Linked DNA regions of Mus musculus: region 1 is linked to region 2. Evidence: chromatin loops called from intact Hi-C (ENCODE). Cell type or tissue: heart. All regions are shown on one strand. Each heading gives the region's core, and the rest is flanking DNA. Links, peaks and the distances in the headings are about the cores only.

The links. A loop is a pair of places that touch in the nucleus more often than their neighbours do. Peaks named below come from ENCODE experiments on the same cell type or tissue, not always from the same donor. Only the 100,000 strongest peaks of a DNase experiment are listed, where the experiment ranks them.
Region 1: a loop joins it to region 2, with 2.1 times the contacts of the local background. A loop is called at or near these places in 1 of 42 quality-filtered maps.

Annotation. Positions count from the first base shown.
Region 1 is chr2:34,852,813-34,858,106 of GRCm38, forward strand. It overlaps Psmd5 (proteasome (prosome, macropain) 26S subunit, non-ATPase, 5), which reads right to left. Exons shown (of 10, transcript NM_080554.2): 7 at 4,826-5,017; 8 at 3,636-3,745; 9 at 1,440-1,580; 10 at 1-21. Among named protein-coding and RNA genes, the nearest start is that of Psmd5, 16 kb to the right of the region's middle. In heart, for the core only: a CTCF peak has its summit at 2,634 (motif pointing left); no DNase peak of the experiment used is centred there.
Region 2 is chr2:34,781,857-34,787,150 of GRCm38, forward strand. Rabepk (Rab9 effector protein with kelch motifs) reads right to left here. Exons shown (of 8, transcript NM_145522.4): 5 at 3,711-3,872; 6 at 2,690-2,839. Among named protein-coding and RNA genes, the nearest start is that of Hspa5, 12 kb to the left of the region's middle. In heart, for the core only: a CTCF peak has its summit at 2,411 (motif pointing right); no DNase peak of the experiment used is centred there; H3K27ac peaks cover 1,586 bases.

The DNA.
Region 1 (5,294 bases), core at 770-4,769, 71 kb after region 2:
CCAGGGCTGGTCTGCAATAGCCTGAAAGTGAAGGCAGAAAGAGAATACAACTTATAGTTAAGTTCATGAGCAGACAACATAATACTTAAGAGATAAATGTGATAGCACAAACCTTAAATGCATCTCCCTTTGTCCAAGTAAACAGATTCCTGAGAAACATTTTTTAAAATTCTCTAACTAACTAAAAGTTTCGTATGGGGCTGGAGAGATGGCTTGGCACTGACTGCTCCTAACTGAGTTCTGAGTTCAACTCCCAGCAACCACAGGGTGGCTCACAACCATCTGTAATGGAATCTGATGCCCTCCTCTGGTGTCTGAGACAGCCACAGTGGCCCTTTAATACAATCCATCATGTTGTAGTGACCCTCCAACCATAAAATTATTTTTGTTGACACTTCATAATTGTAATTTTGCTACTGTTACGAATCATAATGTAAATGTTTTAGGAGACAGATTTGCCAGTGGGGTTGCAACCCACAGGTTGAAAACTGTGGGCTGCTGAAATGGCTCAGCTGTTAGAAGCACCGACTGCTGTTCTGGAGGTCATGAGTTCAAATCCCAGCATCCTTATGGTGTATTCACATACATACAAAAAAAAAAAAAAGGGCCGGGCGTGGTGGCGCATGCCTTTAATCCCAGCACTCGGGAGGCAGAGGCAGGCGGATTTCTGAGTTTGAGGCCAGCCTGGTCTATAAAGTGAGGTCCAAGACAGCCAGGACTATACAGAGAAACCCTGTCTTGAAAAACCAAAAAAAACCCCGAAAAACAAAACAAAACAAAAAAACAAAACAAAAAAAAGAAAGAAAGAAAAAAGATTTGTGAACTACCATGTGGTTGCTGGGAATTGAACTCAGGACCTTAGGAAGAGCAGCCAGTGCTCTTAACCGGTGAGCCATCTCTCCAGCCCCTTAGCTATAATTTTATAACCACTGTATTTATGGTGTGGCTCCCTCCATAGATGGGAAGTTTGAGAAAGGGCCCACCGTCTCACATCAGGGGAAACTTGTGTATGAGAACCAGGATCATTTATCGCCACTGTACCAGACTTAGTAGTTCCTGCACTGGAGCCACTTCTTGAATAATTAAGAGGTTCATAAGCAAAGTTAGCAGTGCTGAGGTCAGTTGCCACAGCAAAGGTCAGAGGTGAGAAACCAGCAGCCCGGCATATCCAGAGCACGGAGTGCCAAAAGGGAGTGTAGGAGTCAAGGCTAAAGCTGAGCAGAACTTGAGGAGCTGGGTCAACCTGTGATGCAATAGCAGCTGGTTTAAACCTCAGACAGTAGTGAACACCCCTTACTGACAACCCGTTGGCACGAGTCTCTCTCAATGGCTCCTGAAGCAGCAGGGTAGAAACTACTGCGTGCACAGAGGCTAGCTCACTCTAGTGCTCCGTGTTGAGCTGGCAGTCACAGAAGGATCTGAGGAGAAAAGGTACCTACTGTGAAAACTTTCAAGGCAGCACAGTGTAGCTCCGGGAAGGGCTGGTTACTGATACCACGGAAAAGCTCCAGGGAGTCTCGAGACATGGAGGAAAACCAGGATTCTGTCATTCCCAGGAAGTCATCAGTCTGCTGCTCAGGCTGCAGCACAGAAAGGAAATGCCCATGGCAAGGTTACCACAGCCAGAGAAAAGCCCGTGCCTGAGTCAGGAAGCCTTGGATAAATGGCATTCTGTGAGCCCCTTGGAGAGAACCCATCTCTCAATCCAGGCCAGAAAGCTCCCATCTTTGTTGGACGGGATGAACTACTCACTAGGACTCCTCCAGTTCTATTACTCTGTCATTCTATGTTACACTTAAGATATGGACGGTGATGGCACACGCCTTTAATCCCAGCACTTGGGAGGCAGAGGGAGGTGGATTTCTGAGTTCGAGGCCAGCCTGGTCTACAAAGTGAGTTCCAGGACAGCCAGGGCTACACAGAGAAACCCTGTCTCGAAAATAAAAAACACAAGCAGACAAACCAAAAGATATGAGTAACCGAGCTGCTGATGGCTCAGCGGGTAAAGCCCTGGCTGTGTGAGCCTGACAGCCCGAGTTCAGTCCTCAGGTGTCATATAGAGTAGGAGAGAACTGACTCCATCAAGTTGTCCTCCGATCTCCACATGTGCACTATGGCACGTGTGCCTATACATATGCACATCTCCTGTAACCCCCTTCTCTCACTCACGATGATAGATTTCGGGAGTGAGAAGGGGTTATGGGTAAGCTAACTAAGACTAAAGAAGCAGCCCCCACCCCCAAGGGACTCTGATCCCTGCATGAGTGGACAATGCTGTTCCCAGAGGAAATGGGCTAGTAACTGAAAACCCCAGCGACTCCCTACAGTTGGGAGGTCCCAGAGAGCACCTCCCCTATTAAAGCAGGTTATGCCTGTTGCTCTTAGCTGTCCATCATAACTAAATGATAACCCTGGAAAACTTCTTCTAAGCTGCCTAGCTTCCGCAGTACCATAAACTGCTCTCTGCAGGATGCAGGGGAGCAAAGACATCAGTGTTCTTGCCCAGTGCTGGACCTGAACGCTGTGCCCACTTGCGATGACTGTTATGAGGAGAACCAAGCACCTGACTGGACTGAGGCCTGCTCCATAGGACAGCATTCAGGCTTGGTACCGTAAAGCTGCAACTCCAGTTCTAGGGGTCTGAGCCCTCTCCTGGCCTCTACAGGCACTGCACACAAGCGCTAAACACCCATACCCATACCCATACCCATACCACACCACACCACACCACACCACACCACACCACACCACACACCACACCACACCACACCACACCACACCATACCATAAAATGACCCATGGCTGTGGAAGTCAAAGGTCTTAGAGGGGCACCTCCTATTGTTGTTTTGCTAGCTGCTCATGTTTATATTTAGATTTGTGAGGCTTTCAGCCTTGGTCAGAGATGCTTCTTTTTGCAATGGGCAGTGACTGGGAATAAGTGACTTTAATATTGCCTATAGTGACACATCTGTATCAATCCCCTGCTTCTCAAGGCTCAGGGAACTCTGAAGACGAGAGGGCAGAAAGAATTTAAGAGCTGAAGATGAGAGGAGTGCTTGAGATGGCTAGCTGCTGTGGTTCCCTGCACAAACTTAAGCCAACCAAAACCCCAATGCAGCCAAGGAAGAGCTAGAGGAGTTGACAGCAGCCAGGGAGGAAGGGGGAGTCTTGCATGTGTGGCCATGACCTCAAACCCTGTGCATATGGGCAGCACTAATTACATAATAAGAAAGAAAGCAGATAGTCATGAGGTTGGAGAGGACATTGGAGGAACAGGGAGGGGACACTGGAAAGGAGTGGACACAATCAAATGTATGCATACGTGTATGCAACTCTTGAATAAATTGAAAAATACCCTTACAAAGTTTTCATGTCCCAGTAACATAGTGAAGGTAGCTCTCACTCTCCTGGAACTCACTCTGTAGACCAGGCTGGCATTGAACTCAAGAGTACCTGCCTCTGCCTCCCAAGTGGTGGAATAACCACTGCCCTGCTTTGTTTTGTTAGGTCTTGAGCCAGGGTTTCTCTCTGGAGCCCTGGCTGGCCTGGAACTCAGAAACTACTAGTGCCATGCCGATTCGTCCTCCCAAACACAGACAGCCCGCTGCCCTTCATTAACTTCCCCGTGTACTTACCGATAAATACAGGAGAGAGGAAACTGCATCCAAGCACCTAATCTTCAGCTCCGTGGAAGCATTCTTTGCTTGATATCCTACTCTCATGAGGACACGTTCAAAGCGGGTTCCTGTGAAGGATAAGGTGACACATTAAACCCAACCAGTGCTGCCCATCTCGTTCATACTGCTGTGCTCCACCACCACCATCCTTCTCAACAGCCCAACCTGAGACGAGGTCCCAACAAGCAAACCCCACCCTCCCTTCTCTCTCCCTGGTGCCTGATCTCGGCTTTCTGTTGCTATGAACTTGACCTCCCTATGTGCTTAACATAAGCTTGTCTGTGAATCGTGCAGTACCTGTTCTCCATGCCTGGCCCTCTTGTTTTAGCAAAATGTCTTTAGACCGCCTCTGTGCTGCAGCTTCTGTCACAGCCTCACACTTTCACACACATGTAACTCATTCATCCACCACGTACATTATGGGGTTTAAATTGCTTTGAGCAGATAGATACTGCTCTACACAGGAGTATATAGACACTGCTTGAACCTTTGCTTGCCATATTGTATTCCAGAGTTGCTGGCTCATACGCTAGCTCTGTTTTAATTTTTCTGTGGAACTTCCATACTGTTTTCTAACATCTGAACACTTGTTATGCTTAGAAGAAAATAAAGGTAGCGGCTACCCTCATGGGTACGAAGTGAAAAGCAATGGACGCTCAGCACGGTAAAACATTACGGAGGAGTGCAGTCAAAGGTTCCAACCTGCACAGGCTCGGAAGGGTCTCGACACAAAGTGTTCCTTCTGACTCTCTCTGTGCTTCTGAAATACTCAAAACCCTGAAGAAGCTGCTGCTGTGCTATTTTGATAAATGAGGAACGTGACCAGAGAAGTTATGTAAATGAAATTCATACAGCTTCCGTCAGTGTAGAAACTCGAACACAACATGAGCAATGCCATAAAATTAAGGAAAATGTTAGCAGCAAACCACATGGTTCTTGTTGGATGAAAGCCTACATATAGTAAGGAGCAAAAGCCACAGCTTTCAGTACTAATCACAAGACTCTGGGAGGCAAGTTCATGTTAGGGATAAGAAGACTGTCGCCTGCAAAAGTAGTTTCTAGAACAGTTATCCCACCAGCAGATGAACCTGAACATGAAATCCTGGCCCAAAATATGTCTTACAAAAGCCAAGTCAAGTCACACCAACCTGTCTTCTGTAAAACTTGTTTTCCTTCAACACTGGATCCCAGGATTCCAACTGTGTCGACAGCGACACCAATCATGGTGGGGTCTTGACTATCCGCCATTTCAAACACCTTCTCCAGAAAAACAGGGTAGCGCTCACAGATCTGCTGAGGACTATCCATGACGGCCAGGTTTCCAAAAAACTTCACAAATCCTAAAAGATTTACAAAAATAGACGTTAGGAGAAGGATAAGAAACACAAGTTGGGGGCTCCATGTTTCCACAGGAATTATCAGTAACTGTAGGCAGCAGGAGGAGACAGATAAGCACTGTGCTGCCTGCAGCGGACAGCTAAGGAGATTCAAAGACCCATCTGTGTGGTTCCAAGAACGAAATTCCCCAAGGTGTCAACGGAGCTTGAGGGGAGAGGCAGAGAACTATCTGTGTGTTACAGGTCAGCTTGGTCTATAGCCAGGTAGGGAGAGAAGGAA
Region 2 (5,294 bases), core at 492-4,491:
TCCTAGAACTTGTTCTGTAGACCAAGTTGGCCTTGAACTTACAGAGATCTGCCTGATGCTCCCAACACTATTTTTGCATCTGTTCAAAGGAGCACTTAAATGAGGTAATACATAACTCTGGACTTTAGATTAGAAGACTATTTGAGAAGGAATAAAGCAATAGCTAGGAGGTATTCTTCAGCACAGAAAAATGGAGTCTTAAACAATTATCAGCCAAGCGTGATGGTGTACACCTTTAATCACAGCACTCAGTCACAGAGGCAGATGGATCTCTGTGAGTTTCAGGCCTGTTTGGTTTACATAGTGAATTCCAGGACAGCCAGGGCTACATAGAAGACATCAAGAACGGGCTGGGGAGATGGCTCAGCGGGTAAGAGCACTGACTGCTCTTCTGAACGTCCTGAGTTCAAATCCCAGCAACCACATGGTGGCTCATAACCACCTGTAATGAGATCTGATGCCCTCTTCTGGTGCTTCTGAAGACAGCTACAGTGTACTTGCTTATAATAAATAAATCTTTGGGCTGGAGCGAGTCAGGGACTGAGAAAGTAGGGCTGACTGGAGCGAGCAGAGGTCCTAAATTCAATTCCCAACAACCACATGAAGGCTCACAACCATCTGTACAGCTACAGTGTACTCATATACATAAATAAATCTTAAAAAAAAAAAAAAAACAAGAACAAATCCTATCCTATTTGAAATTGCATGAGAAAACACGTCTCTAGTCCCTGAACTCGATAGTCTGAAGGAGGACTGATTGTGAGGTTGGGCTACACAGCTAGACACTGTCTTTTTTTGTTTTTGTTTTTTTGTTTTTTGTTTTTTTCTAGTCAGGGTTCCTCTGTGTATTCCTGGCTGTCCTGGAACTCACTCCGTACACCAGGCTGGCCTCGAACTCAGAGATCCATCTGCTTCTGCCTCCCAAGTGTTGGGATTAAAAGTGTGCGCCGCCACTGCTCAGCTAGACACTGTCTTAAATGCAAAACAAAAAAAAAGCTGGGCCTGTTAATCCCAGCACTAGGAGGCAGAGGCAGGTGGATCACTATGAATTCAAAACCAATTTGGTATACAAAAAGCAAGTTCCAGGACAGCCAAGGTACAAAGAGATACACTGCCTTGGAAATAAATGAAGGAAGGGAGGGAGGGAGGGAGGGAAAACCCTGCAGCCAATGAAGAAATCCCAGCTAGCGAGCTGCCTCTGAGGACCTAGTGAGAACTCGAATACTCTGCATAGGTGTTCTTGTGCCTCCGGCCTCTCATCCCTCTTCTCTGTAGTCTGGAGCAAACTAGGCTTGGCTCATGTATCCATCCACCCGCTCTTGAGCAGATAAGCACTTACTCACTCTCTGGCTGACGGCATTCGTGCTGGAAATGTACAGATAAAGGAAAGACGAAGTCCCGCCCTCAATGGAGCTAACAGTCAGAAAGGCTCAGCCGAGAGCCCAGCCCTTCTGAGGGAGAGATAATCTTCAGGTTCTTTCTGGCTTTCTTTTTCCTGGGCTTTTGGCCATGAAGCCCTGCAAACATGCAGTTCCGGTCATCCAACTTTGTTATCTAGACCAGACATGGAGTAAGAACCAAGGCCTCACAGGTTTCTAGCTGGGAACACAACGTGTAGGAACTGATGGTGGAAAGGATCAGTGCCTGAACACATACTGAGTCTTGGGGAACGACTGCATTTAAAAATAGAGTTGGATGTGGTGGCGCACACCCTTAGTTCCAGCACTCAAGAGGCTGAGGCACTGATCTCTGTGAGTTCAAGAACAGCTTGGTCTACACAGCAAGCTCTAGGCCAGTATGACTCTGTCTGAGAAAAGCAATTTTAAAAAGATGTGTTTGGGTCTACAGAGATGGCGCTCAGCTCCTCTAGAAGTTCTAGGTCCAGTTCCCAGCACTCATATGGCAGCTCACAACTTCCTGCAACTCTGGTTCCAGAGAATCCAGGGCCCTCTCCTGGCCTCCTCAGGTACTACATACTTGTGGTACACATACATGCAGGAAGACCATCCACACCATAGATTTTAATCTCTAGAAATGTCTTATTTTACCTATGTGAATGTATGTGTGTCTATGCGTGTGTGTATGTTCTTGTGTCAGCTGTGACCAGAGCTTCTGGGTTCCCTGAAGCTTCTCTGAGCTTAGTGTGGGTGCTGGGGACTGAACTTGAATACTCTGCAAGAGCAGGAAGAGCTTTTAAGTGTTGACCCATTTCTTCAGCCCCAGTTGTTGATGATACTCTTCCCTCCTCCTCTCTTCTTCTTCAAGTCAGTTAGTCTGTCTGTCTGTCTATCTGCCTGCCTACCTGCCTGTCTACTTACTTACTTACTTACCTACGCTACCTACCTACACAAGTGCTGTACTTATTTAGTGTGCAGTATTTTGCCTGCCCAGAGTTTATGCACCACCACATGCTGCCTGTAGAGGGCAGAAGAGGGCAACAGAATCTGGAAGTGCTGGTGCTGTCATGTGGGTGTTGGGAATCCAACCTAGGTGCCCTGGAAAGTCCAGCCAATGAGCTTCGTGGCTGAGCTACTTTATTCTTCAATATTCAGGCCAAGCTTCATGACATCTAGGAAAGCTTCTAACAGCCAGTCAAGTTACCAACACATAAGAGGAAAGTGGAATTCTTTCAAAGCACATCGTAAAGAGTTCTGAATATATAAGGCCCCTGGCCCTCTTACAGGCTTACCTATATCAATGCAATGGAGATCATCAAAGAACTTGTCCCCTGCCAATCCTCCGTGGATGAAGAGTTTTGTGCCCGCTGCCACCATCACATGGCCATGCCGAGGAGACGGAGGACTTCCATGTGTCTCCGGTTGAGACCATGTCAGAGTGTCTACAAAGGTAAAGGCATTAACACTAGGTAACCTGTCTCTGCAAGCACCTCCCAGGGCAGGGCGCTCCAAGAAGGAAGTCACCTCAGAGTCCTTCTCCCCAGCTTACCAGCAGGAGACCTCAATCCCACTACGTAACCTCTACTTGGATACTCGCAGGGCTGTAAGCTGCAAAGCCAATAACCCCGCATGCTGGCTTACAGTCTGGCTAGTAGGAAGCCATCTCTTGCTTTGGATTGAGAAAAGCTTCGAATAAGAACTACCTCAAAGTTAAAATAAGTGCGCATGCTTCTTCTGTGAGAAACCTTCAGAGCTCTTCTTTTTTTTTTCTTTTGTTGTTGTTTGCTTTTGAGAGGTACAGGAAATCGAACCCAGGGCACTGCATACACTGCACTGCACTGCACACACTGAGTACATGCTTTACCTTTGAGCCACACCCAACCGAGAGTCACCACCTTTTTGTCATTGTCTTTTGAGACAGGGTCTCATTATATAGCTGTGGCTAGCCTAGAACTATGAAGACCAGGCTGACCTCAAATTCGAAGAGATCCGCCTGCTTCCACCGCATAGGGCTGGGATTAAAGACATGTGCCAATACACCAAGCTTGACTCTTTTTTTGAGGCAGGTTTCATGTCTCGTAGGCTAGGCCTAGTCTCTCGACTGCTGGGATTATAGACACTCATCTGCCATTGCGCTTGGTCTGTGTGGTGCTAGGGACTAAATGTGTACAGGGTTTGGTGCATGCTAGACAAGGACTCTACTTAGTGTAAAATCTTTTCTCAAGTCCCTGTCTCCTGTTTGAGAGATAAGTGAAGCTGAGGTGGCCCTGGCCAGGAAAGCAGCCCCAAGATCCCTATGTCCCCAGCCCATACTTGCGTCAAATACATGCAACTTCACGTCCTCCACAGGCTGGGCACCTCTCTCTCCTCCCCCAAAGACGTATAGTTGGTTTCCGATAGCTGCGGACGATGTGTGGAATGTTCTTGGGGATGGAGGGGAGCCAGTCACTTCTGGTGTGCTCCACGTCCTGTCTTCTAGTCCAGAGAGAAAATAAGCATTTAAAAGACCTAGGCTTAAGGCTCTGTCCTTACTCTTTGTTTTCTGAGGTGCTGGGGATCTGTACCCCGGGCCTGCTAGGCTTGCAGTCTCCTACTGATCCACTTCTGCAGACCTGGACCTTGACAGGGTCTCCTTTGTACCTGAGTCTCTGAGGAACACAAAACAGTATAAGACAGCACAGCACAGCACACGGTGCAGCACACAGAGCGCAGCTCAGCACAACACAGTGCAGTACACAGCAGAGCACAGCACACACAGTGCAGTAGAGCAGAGCAGAGCACAGCGCAGCACAGCTCAGCACACACAGCTTAGCACAACACAGCACAGCAGAGCACAGCACAGCATTAGGCAGGGATCTCATACTCTCCAGTGCCGAGCAAGCACAGGATGATATTAGAGCTCTTATTCCCTGGCTCTTACTCTTGCTCCCTTGTCCCCCTCTCTCTCCACATTTCCTTCTCCCCTCTCTCCACATGGTCATGGCCGGCCTCTACTTCTCTACTCTTCTCCTTCTTTCTGCCTTTCTACAATAAATGCTTTAAAACCATTAAAAAAAAAAAAAAACCAAGATGATATTAGAGGTTGTTCAGACAGGTGAAATTCCCAAAGTTAAGAAGCCACAGGTTGAGTTAGGAGTGAGGTCAGGAGCGTGTCTGAGTGCGGATCCACTGTGCTGACGGCTCTGTGCTTGCAGGAGTCCAACGCCTGCTAACATCCACTCCCACTGGATGCTAGAGTCCAAACGGGCCAAACTTCCTAGAAAATGTGGCCATTGAAAGAGAGTAGATGAGGCTGGAGAGATGGCTCAGTAGTTAAGAGCACTGGCTCCTCTTCCAGAGATTCTGGGTTCAATTCTCAGCAACCACATTATAGATGGAGTCTTACAACCACCTGTAATGGGATTTGATGCTCTTTTCTGCTGTGCAGGTACAAATAAAGAACTTATATATATAAACCACTAAAATAAAATAAAATAAAATAAAATAAAATAAGAAAGATAGCAGCAACCTCACTGCACTTTTAGAGGTACTACTGATAACCAACTGAATGAGAAATGAGAAATAAATGCCAGTCTCTCCCTTCTCACATTGGAGCTGAAGCCGAGCTAGACTGTTACTTCCTTAACAGTCGGCTAGCAAATGGCTGTTGGACTTTAAATACATTTTAAAAATTCATTTTGATTTTGTATGTGCATTGGTGTTCTGCCTGCATGTGTGTCTCTGTGAGGGTATCAGATCCCCTGGAACTAGAGTTAAAGACAGCTATGATCTGCTATGTAGGTGCTGAGAATTGAACCCAGGTCCTCTGGAAGAGCAGCTAGTACTTGTAACTGCTGAGCCATCTCTCCAGCTTTTAAACACATTTAAAAACAAATTTATTTTATCTTATGTGAGTGT